Regions from separate parts of the Homo sapiens genome. Here region 1 is linked to region 2. A link is an interaction called in ENCODE POLR2A ChIA-PET data of the cell type or tissue named here. Cell type or tissue: MCF 10A. All regions are shown on one strand. Each heading gives the region's core, and the rest is flanking DNA. Links, peaks and the distances in the headings are about the cores only.

Evidence for each region. Peaks named below come from ENCODE experiments on the same cell type or tissue, not always from the same donor. Only the 100,000 strongest peaks of a DNase experiment are listed, where the experiment ranks them.
Region 1: POLR2A ChIA-PET joins it to region 2 with 8 read pairs; 1 of 35 experiments calls an interaction of 5 or more read pairs at or near these places.

The regions. Positions count from the first base shown.
Region 1 is chr12:58,855,396-58,859,791 of GRCh38, forward strand. No RefSeq gene overlaps it. Among named protein-coding and RNA genes, the nearest start is that of LRIG3, 63 kb to the right of the region's middle. In MCF 10A, for the core only: no CTCF peak of the experiment used is centred there; a DNase peak (open chromatin) is centred at 1,966.
Region 2 is chr12:58,748,040-58,752,435 of GRCh38, forward strand. All of the region lies in intron 1 of LINC02388 (long intergenic non-protein coding RNA 2388), which reads right to left. The region is part of intron 1 of LOC100506869 (a long non-coding RNA gene); the gene reads left to right. Among named protein-coding and RNA genes, the nearest start is that of LINC02388, 31 kb to the right of the region's middle. In MCF 10A, for the core only: no CTCF peak of the experiment used is centred there; a DNase peak (open chromatin) is centred at 2,572.

The sequences.
Region 1 (4,396 bases), core at 98-4,097, 110 kb after region 2:
GAGGACAGTTGTCCAGGACAGGAGAGTAAGACTGAGAAGGCTACGCCAGTGTCCAGGAGACAGTTAACCTCCTGGCCCTCAATGGCCAAGCATACTGGAGGCTCTGTGAGGGTGCTGGCATGGGCTGGCACTTGCCCTGGGCACCCTCAGTCCTGCTGCTGGATTATCTGGTTAGTGGCTTCTGACTCAGAGGACCTTCATCCCCTGGGTCAGTGGGCCTTCCAGTGATTCCCTTGGCATAAGGGGCATGGACGAGGGGGTGGCTTATTTCTACTTGGACAATCTTTTTTAAAGTGTCCTTGTAGACCACACTGGAAGCAAGCCCTATTAGGCATTCAATTTTCCCAGCTTTTCCCTTTTCCAGAGGCTCCAAAGTCCGCTTGCCTGAGGGCCATGACTAAAGCGGTGGCCTTTTTTGTATCCTGTTTGTCCCGTTCCACTTGCTCCTCCTGATCTCTATTATAAAAAACCGAGGTTGCCAAGTTCAATAGGGTTTCTAAGTTTTGCTCCAGGCCTAAGGCAGACTTTTGAAGTTTTTTTTTCTAATGTCTGCAGCTGACTGAGTGATAAACTTATCTTTTAAGATTAGTTGGCCTTCAATAGAGTCAGGTGACAGGGAGGTATGCTTCCTCAATGCCTCCCTTAGTCTCTCCAGAAAGGCAGTAGGATTTTCTTCCTTTCCCTGTTATAGTGGACATCATTGAATAATTCATAGGTTTCTTCCTAGTTTTCCTTAAGTCCTTCTGGCACGCAAGTTACCAAATATCTGCGACACCAATCTCCATGTTCTGATTCTGTGTCCCAGTGGGGGTCTACACTGGGAACTGCCTGCTGGCCTGTGGGGAATCGTTCTCTTTCCTCTGTTGTCATCCTATCATTGACCTGAGTGAGATACCAGAGATCGCCAAACTCTCAGGCTGCAGTTATGGCGGCACTTCTCTCATTTGGGGTTAGTGTCTGATTTAGCAGTAACATTATATCTCTCCATGTCAGATCAAAGGATTATCCTAACCCTTGTAAAACATCAATATAGCCATCAGGGTTATCTGAGAATTTACCAAGGTCTATTTTAATTTGCTTTAATCTGAGAGAGAAAAAGGTACATGCACTCTGGCTGGGCCGAATTATCCTCCTCCCACTGCTTGGAGGGGGCATAATCGGGGAATATTGGCACTCTTTGGTTCCTTGTTTACCCCTTTGTCTATCTCCTTTTGGACAGTTTGGGTTAAAGGGGGGTCCTTATTAGTTGGGGAAGGAGTCGGGGGCATGCTGGGGTAGGGAGGTAGACTCTGAGGGCTTCCTGTAAGGCATAAATCACACTTTTTACATAATTGCGAATTGTCTTTTAATGAAAAGAAAGTTTGTATGTATGGCATTCCACTCCATTTGCCTTTTTTTCTACAAAAGAGGTCTAGCTGTAAGATGGTGTTATACTTTATACTTCCCCCAGGAGGCCAGGTTTCTCCCTCTTGAAGAGGATATCATGGCCAGGTGGTTCTGCAGAAGAATATAAGTCATTTCTTTCTTAGCGTCTGAGGGTCAAACTTGTCTCAATTCTCCAGAATACATCTTAGGGGCGTTTTTGCCTTGGGGGGAACATTTCCCTTCTGGAAAAAGAACATAGGGATGCCAGCACCCCTAGTCATTTCCCGTAGAGCATTAGTCCTAGAGTGTCCTCTATGGTACTAATGCTTATTCCTTTCCAGGGTGCACAACCATGGACTTCTGCTTATCAGATTAGTTAAGCTCACTGATGCAGCAGTCCTGCACTCCTTTTCCCGCCTTTCTTGACCACAAAGAAAGGGGTCTGGGCTGCTGAATTCTAGTGGTCCTTTACCAGGGTGCCCAACATTGCTTTTGTGCTCAGGGGTGAGTCCTAGAGCTGGGCTGGGTTCCTGAGTATTTCATAACAACCCAGCTGCCCCATCAAGATGAACTCCCATAAACAGTTCTTATGCAAATTCATTTCAGAGAGGGTGTAGGTAACCTTTTGAGTCAGGATTGAGTAGTCTTTTTTGATTGTGTAAGTACTTTAAGGCTTGGCTGAGTGCAAACAGCTCACACGTTTGAGGAGACCAATTATTAGGCAATTTTTCTAACTCTGCTTCCACAAGAGTCTCCCTATCAATTACTGAATACTCATTGTGGTTTTTTCCTCAATCACCTGGGAGGAATCATCTATCATCCTGTCCTGAAGGGAATTCCTCCTAGGTCTTTTTGGACTTTTATATGGTAATTAAGATTTAAATCCCCTGTTAGGAAATCTGCTGGGTTAAGGGAATTATCAGTGGTTGGTGTTAAATTACCTTTTTTTAACAGGATAGCCCCATACTTTAAGATTTTTGAGTTAGTATGCTACCTTTTTCTTTTTTGACTCAGGATAATTCTGAACTGGTGAGGTGTGCTCACAATGAGGTTTCCTCACAATGAGGTTTCCTCTAAAAGTTTCTTTTCTACTTTCTTCTGTTAGCAAAGCAGTTGCCGCTACAGATTGAATGCATCGGCGGGTTACAGGGTTAATGAAGGGTTTTTGATAGGAAAGCTACGGGTTGTCAGTGGTCTCAGTGTTTTCAGGCTACGCCCTTGTTTACACTGACAACAAGGTAGTATTGGAGTGTTATGGGGTCACGGAGAAGACCTTCAATTATCAATTATAGGTTTTAAATTTACCCTGGCTTTTAAAGGAATAGGGCACACTGATTTTTACTATTACTATCTTTCTCTTTCTCTTTGACTCCCTCTTTTTCTCTCTCTCTCCTCTGTCTCTTTCTCTCTCTCCTCTATCTCTCTCCTCCGTCTCTCCTCCGTCTCTCTCTCCTCCATCTCTCTCTCCTCTGTCTCTCTCTCTCTCTTCCCTCTCTCTCTCTTCCCTCTCTCTCTCCCTCTTCCCTCTCTCTCTCCTCTATCTCTCTCTCTCTCTCTCCCCTCTGTCTCTCTCTTAGCCATTTACAAACTTGAGGCCCTGGCAAGGGTGGTAGAGAACGGGTCCCACGTAACTGCCCATGTTGAGAGCTGTATACCTAAATCGGGAGGGACACCAGGGATAAGACTCCCTGGGTTTATTGTCTAGATGCCTAAGGATGCAGCCTAGAGCTTCCTTAGATCCCTTTGGAGATACAACTTGCTAGAGGAAATGAAGTCTGAACCATTAGTGCCTAGGAGGCAGGGATCAGAGGAAGTAGATTCGGCGGTAAGGAGAATTTTGGGGCTACACTTTCAAGAAAGTCCTGGTCAGGACCCAGGAGGTATGGGTCAAAAGGAAAGGTAGGGGTGCACACATGGGCGACTGTTAAGTAGAGACTTCTGGCTGTGCCATGATCTCAATGGGCTAATGCTGGGAGTTCGGGACAACAGGTTTCTGCCTCTAGTCAGCCCTCAGCTTCCCCAAGAAAATTGAAAGTGGAAGCTGGTTGTAGGCTCCCAACCCCAGATAGCCTCACACCTGAGTCTTAAGTCCGGTGGCCACACTAATCGTTTTTAACTGGCCGACAGGTGCTCGGTATTTTCCTCCAATTCTAAGGAAGGATAGGAAAGAATAGCAAGTGAAAGTGGTCCGATATTACTCACCATTTTGGAGGTCCCTTCGTGGTCGCCAAAATGTTACTGGGGGGTCCTTGCTTCCAGAGCTCCCAACATGGTGGCAGGCTGCTTCCAAGACGGTGGCAAGCCTTGTGTTCTCTGACCTGGGGTTCTTAGCCTCATGGATTCCAAGGAATGGAATCTTGGATCATGCGGTGAGTGTTATAGCTCTATTAGAAGCCGTGGGTCATGGAAGAGAACAGTGGAACCCAGTGACTAGTGTTCAGCTCGATTAGGATGAACCCGGGCACTTAGCTGTGCAGGAACAATGGCAAGCCTTTAGCCTGATCCGGAGCGGCAATGGGTGCCTCACTGGATCAGGAGCACAGCGGACACCCTGCTGGATCTGGAGGGATGGAAGTCAACGGCGGGTCTCCGACGGCAGCAAACAGCAGTGGTGGGCGGCGAGTGAAAGCTCAGCTCGAGCCGTAACAAACACGGACCAAAAGAGAGTGCAGTTGCAAGATTTAATAGAGTGAAAACAGAGCTCCCATACAAAGGGAGGGGACCCAAAGAGGGTAACTTGCTGGCTCGAATGCCTGGGTTTATGTCCCGATCATTCTGCCTCCCGCTGTGCTCTCAGGCGATAGATGATTAGCTATTTCTTTACCTCCTGTTTTTGCCTAATTAGCACTTTAGTGAGCTTTTTTTAATTACCTGATTGGTCGAATGTGAGCTAAGTTGCAAGCCCCGTGTTTAAAGGTGGATGCAGTCACCTTCCCAGCTAGGCTTAGGGATTCTTAGTCGGCCTAGGAAATCCAGCTAGTCCTGTCTCTCATAAGGACATATCCAAGACTGGATAATTAGTAAAGGAAAT
Region 2 (4,396 bases), core at 198-4,197:
TGGGGTTCATGTGCACAACGTGCAGGTTTGTTACATAGGCATACATGTGCCATGTTGGTTTGCTGCACCCATCAACTCGTCGTTTACATTAAGTATTTATCCTAATGCTATCCCTCCCCCAGCCCCCACCCCCTGACAGGCCCCTCCCTGTGTCCATGTGTTCTCATTGTTCAACTCCCACTTATGAGTGAGAACATGCAGTGTTTGGTTTTCTGTTCCTGTGTATGTTTGCTGAGAATGATGGTTTCCAGCTTCATCCATGTCCCTGCAAAGGACATGAACTCATCCTTTTTTATGGCTCAGAGTATTCCATGGTGTATATGTGCCATATTTTCTTTATCCAGTCTATTATTGGTGGGCATTTGGGTTGGTTCCAAGTCTTTGCTGTTGTGAATAGTGCCACAATAAACATACATGTGCAAGTGTCTTTATAGTAGCATGATTTATAATCCTCTGGGTATATACACAGTAATGGGATTGCTGGGTCAAATGGTATTTCTAGTTCTAGATTCTTGAGGAATCGCCACACTGTCTTCCACAATGGTTGAACTAATTTACACTCCCACCAACCGTGTAAAAGCGTTCCTATTTCTCCATATCCTCTCCAGCATGTTTCCTGACTTTTTAAGGATCGCCATTCTAACTGGTGTGAGATGGTATCTCATTGTAGTTTTGATTTGCATTTCTCTAATGACCAGTGATGATGAGCATTTTTTCTATGCCTGTTGGCTGCATAAATGTCTTCTTTTGAGAAGTGTCTGTTCATATTCTTTGCCCACTTTTTGATGGGGTTGTTTGTTTTTTTCTTGTAAATTTGTTTAAGTTCTTTGTAGATTCTGGATATTAGCCCTTTGTCAGATGGGTAGATTGCAAAAATTTTCTCCCATTCCATAGGTTGCCTGTTTACTCTGCTGATAGTTTCTTTTGCTCTGCAGAAGCTTTTTTGTATAAATTTCTTTTTCCTATAATAACGCTGTACAAGGAAGAGTCTTGAATTAAGGATAGAAAGAATGGGTGTGAAATAATTAGACTAGACCTTAAGTCACCATTGTCATATTCTACATTTGTCTCCTTTAAAAGTATTGTATTGACAACTGCAGTGGATGCTGTGCTGTGCTGTCCAAATCCTCCTCTAGAAATGGAGCTTTTATTCCCCTAGGTGCCTGGATTGCTGTCAGAAGGTGGACCTCAGCTCTCAGCTCCTTCTAGGGACTGGCTTGGCTCAGGGAGCCACCTCACACAGTCACACATCATGGTCACAATGGCCTACATCCAGTGATTTTCAATGTGGGGTATAAAGTCCCAGGCCCATCACCCAACTAGGAACAATTCTCAAGGGTCATCCAGCTTCCAAACTCTGTAGGATTGGCTGAGTCCTCAGAGGAGATGGCATCACAACTCAACTTCTTCCACTGTTCATAACATCATAATTTGCTATTTGTCATACTAATGCATAAAATACATATTAATTTTACCTTAAAAATATTTTTTGATATTCTGCCTCAATGTGCTAAAATAAATGTTCATTTTTCGTAAAAGAAATAAAACTTTCTTCCTGTCTATCTTCCTTTCTATTTAGAATCACTTCATAGCTGAATGGATCTTCATTTGCTTTCAAAAGGAGGCCCTACTTCAACCAGTCTTCCACCTCACTGCCTCACATGCAGGCCACGCTCACCGCTGCTTTCAAACTCTTGTCCACTCAGTGTCTTTCCTTCAACCCAAATTTCATTCTCAGTTTATTGAAATTCTGTTCATTCTTTATGGCTCACTTCATTTTCATCCCCCTTTGTAATTCCTTTTCTGACATCTATTTTCTTTGCTCTTTCTCTTCTCTGAAATTATAAGTAGCCATTTCCTATGGTGTGCAATAACACTTCCTCAACGTGTTTTTGGATTTTACTTTCTTATGTGTATATCGGCCTATTCAAATAGATGGCAAAGTCTTAGAGCAGAAGCCAAGGTGGGTTCTTCTTTGTACTCACTATGGTATGCCACCATAGTACTGGGTAGTAACTATCATCTATCATTTATTAAGCATTTAGTTTTTGCCAGATACAGTGCTTAGCACTTTCCACATATTAACCCATTTAATTTTTACAAATACCTAGTGAGACTTATGCTACTATTATCCTTGTTTGGCAGTTGAGAAAACTGAGTCTTAGAGAGATAAAGAAATTGTTTAAGATGACAGAGATGGAAATGGCAGAGATTGGTCTATCTCACTGCCAAGCCATAGTTCTGAATTACTCTACCACATGCTCCCTATGCATTCAACAAGGTGTCATGAATCAACTGATCTAAACCTAAATCACAAAGCATGGGATTTGTTTGTGAGGGTCTAAAGAATAAGATAAACCTTTAGTCCCATGGGGTATATCATTTATTTTTTCAATGTTTAGTAGCACCAGTGAGAAATCAGCTGTGAACAGCATAATAGACTTCTTGCTATTGCTTCTTTGTACTAAAGTTGGCATCAAGTCATTCATTTACTCCCCAGATGTAATTTGGCATCACTACGTAGAGTTTAGTCATCATGGAGACATCAAAATATTAGTCATGTCCCCCAAGAAGCTCACATTATAAATAAAGACACGATGGAGCTCACAGACATCTGTGCGCTGCAGAGCTAAGATTTCCTAGGAGAGACATGATACTGAAATCATGACTCATGCATTTAGAAATCACAAATGTAATTACATTCATCAGCACTCTTTCACATTTGCTGTTTTTGAGTATCAAACAGAGCTTACCAGAGAAGAAAATACAACAATCTGAAAAGAGAATTCAGAAACACATCATGCTCAAATTATCATACTTCAGTGGATCACATGTGATCATGGGATTTGTGTCACTTCAGCCTATAAAACAGATCTTGCCCAGCTCTAAAATATAGCTTAAAGTAGCCATGGCCAGAAAAGATCGAGACCTCCATTTTACCATAAACATTTATGTGAATTTGGTTCTCTCTGCATATTTTATTTTTAAAAAATTTAAATTATTACCAAAACCAAATAAATAGTCCCTAAAGTGAAATCATGCTCATGTCATTGTCTAATGGGTAATTTATTGTACTAAAGGTTTGGAGGGGAAAAACAGCGACAACGACAACTAAAGAATTGAAGACAGCTCATGTAGCTTATCAGGTTCAATGTCCATGCAAATATTCTCTTACCATGATGTCACAATATTTTTAAATACATATAGATATAAGTAGCAACATGCTTTCTGGTTTCTAAAACAATTTTTCTTCTTGTTATCCTAGGGTTTCACAAATAAGTGGTAAGATACAATACATAGGACTACTCTGTGGAACTTTTGAAAATTGTGTCTGTTTGCTAGAAGGTCACATGTCTTGTCCAAATCAAGAATTGAAAGAATATCTGGTCTACTGATCCATCTTTTGCTATATCGGGGAAATATTCTTTAAATAACTACTTTAGTGAAGAAAGATGTCTGATATTTTTGTCCTTCATTTTAACTCTAACACTGTAATTTTCATCACAAGTAAATGAATTGAGAATTTCAAATAACTTATAGCTTCCACAATCAAGTCTTTTCAACTGACTCACTTGTATCATTTACCTCACCATGATCCTTTCATTACTGTGAAAACATTTTCAATTTTGCCTTCCAGTTGTTGATTGAGAGTGTTACTTCTTGGGGGAAAAATGCCACATAATACAACTTTGTGAACTAATCTTTATCATTAGCATAAGCAATATATTCACACATCCAGATTTTTGGCCCTTTTCTTGTTGTCATATCATGGAGAAGACTAGGATAGTTCTCTCAGCTAATGTAGTAAACATCTCTACTCTGGAGTAAACTTCCAAAATCATTTCTGTTTTAGTTTACATTTATCACAGGAGATATAGACAACTGTTTGATTGTTTTATGTTACCTTCTTCCCATTAATTTACCATTTACCAACCTATTTAATGCAAGAGCTCAGACTTGGCTGATGCAAATCAATGACTTTTTAAAAACTTTGTCCCTCTGGTGTTTTGTGTGTAATGGAGTAGGGGTATTAGGATACTTCCATATTGCAGAATCAAAAACTATATTACCTTTCTAATCAAATAAAAGAAAAGTGTACTTTTAGAATAAAAAATAGTTAACTTTTTTTAAAGAACGAAAGAAAAAATGCATACTGGCACCCTATTTAATGTTTATCCCCAACAGAATTGCCTTCACAGACAGGTATTTTGATGCTTCGAGACAGTCTTGTTACTGGAAGCTGACTCTACCAAAAAGGCATGTATTTGACATTATGGAAGACTCACCCAGATTAAAAAGACTAAAGAATCAGATTTGGAGAAGTTCCAAAAGGCCTTGATAGCAGCAATTGATAAACTGATTAGCACTCTCAGACACTGCAGTGAATTAGCTCTAA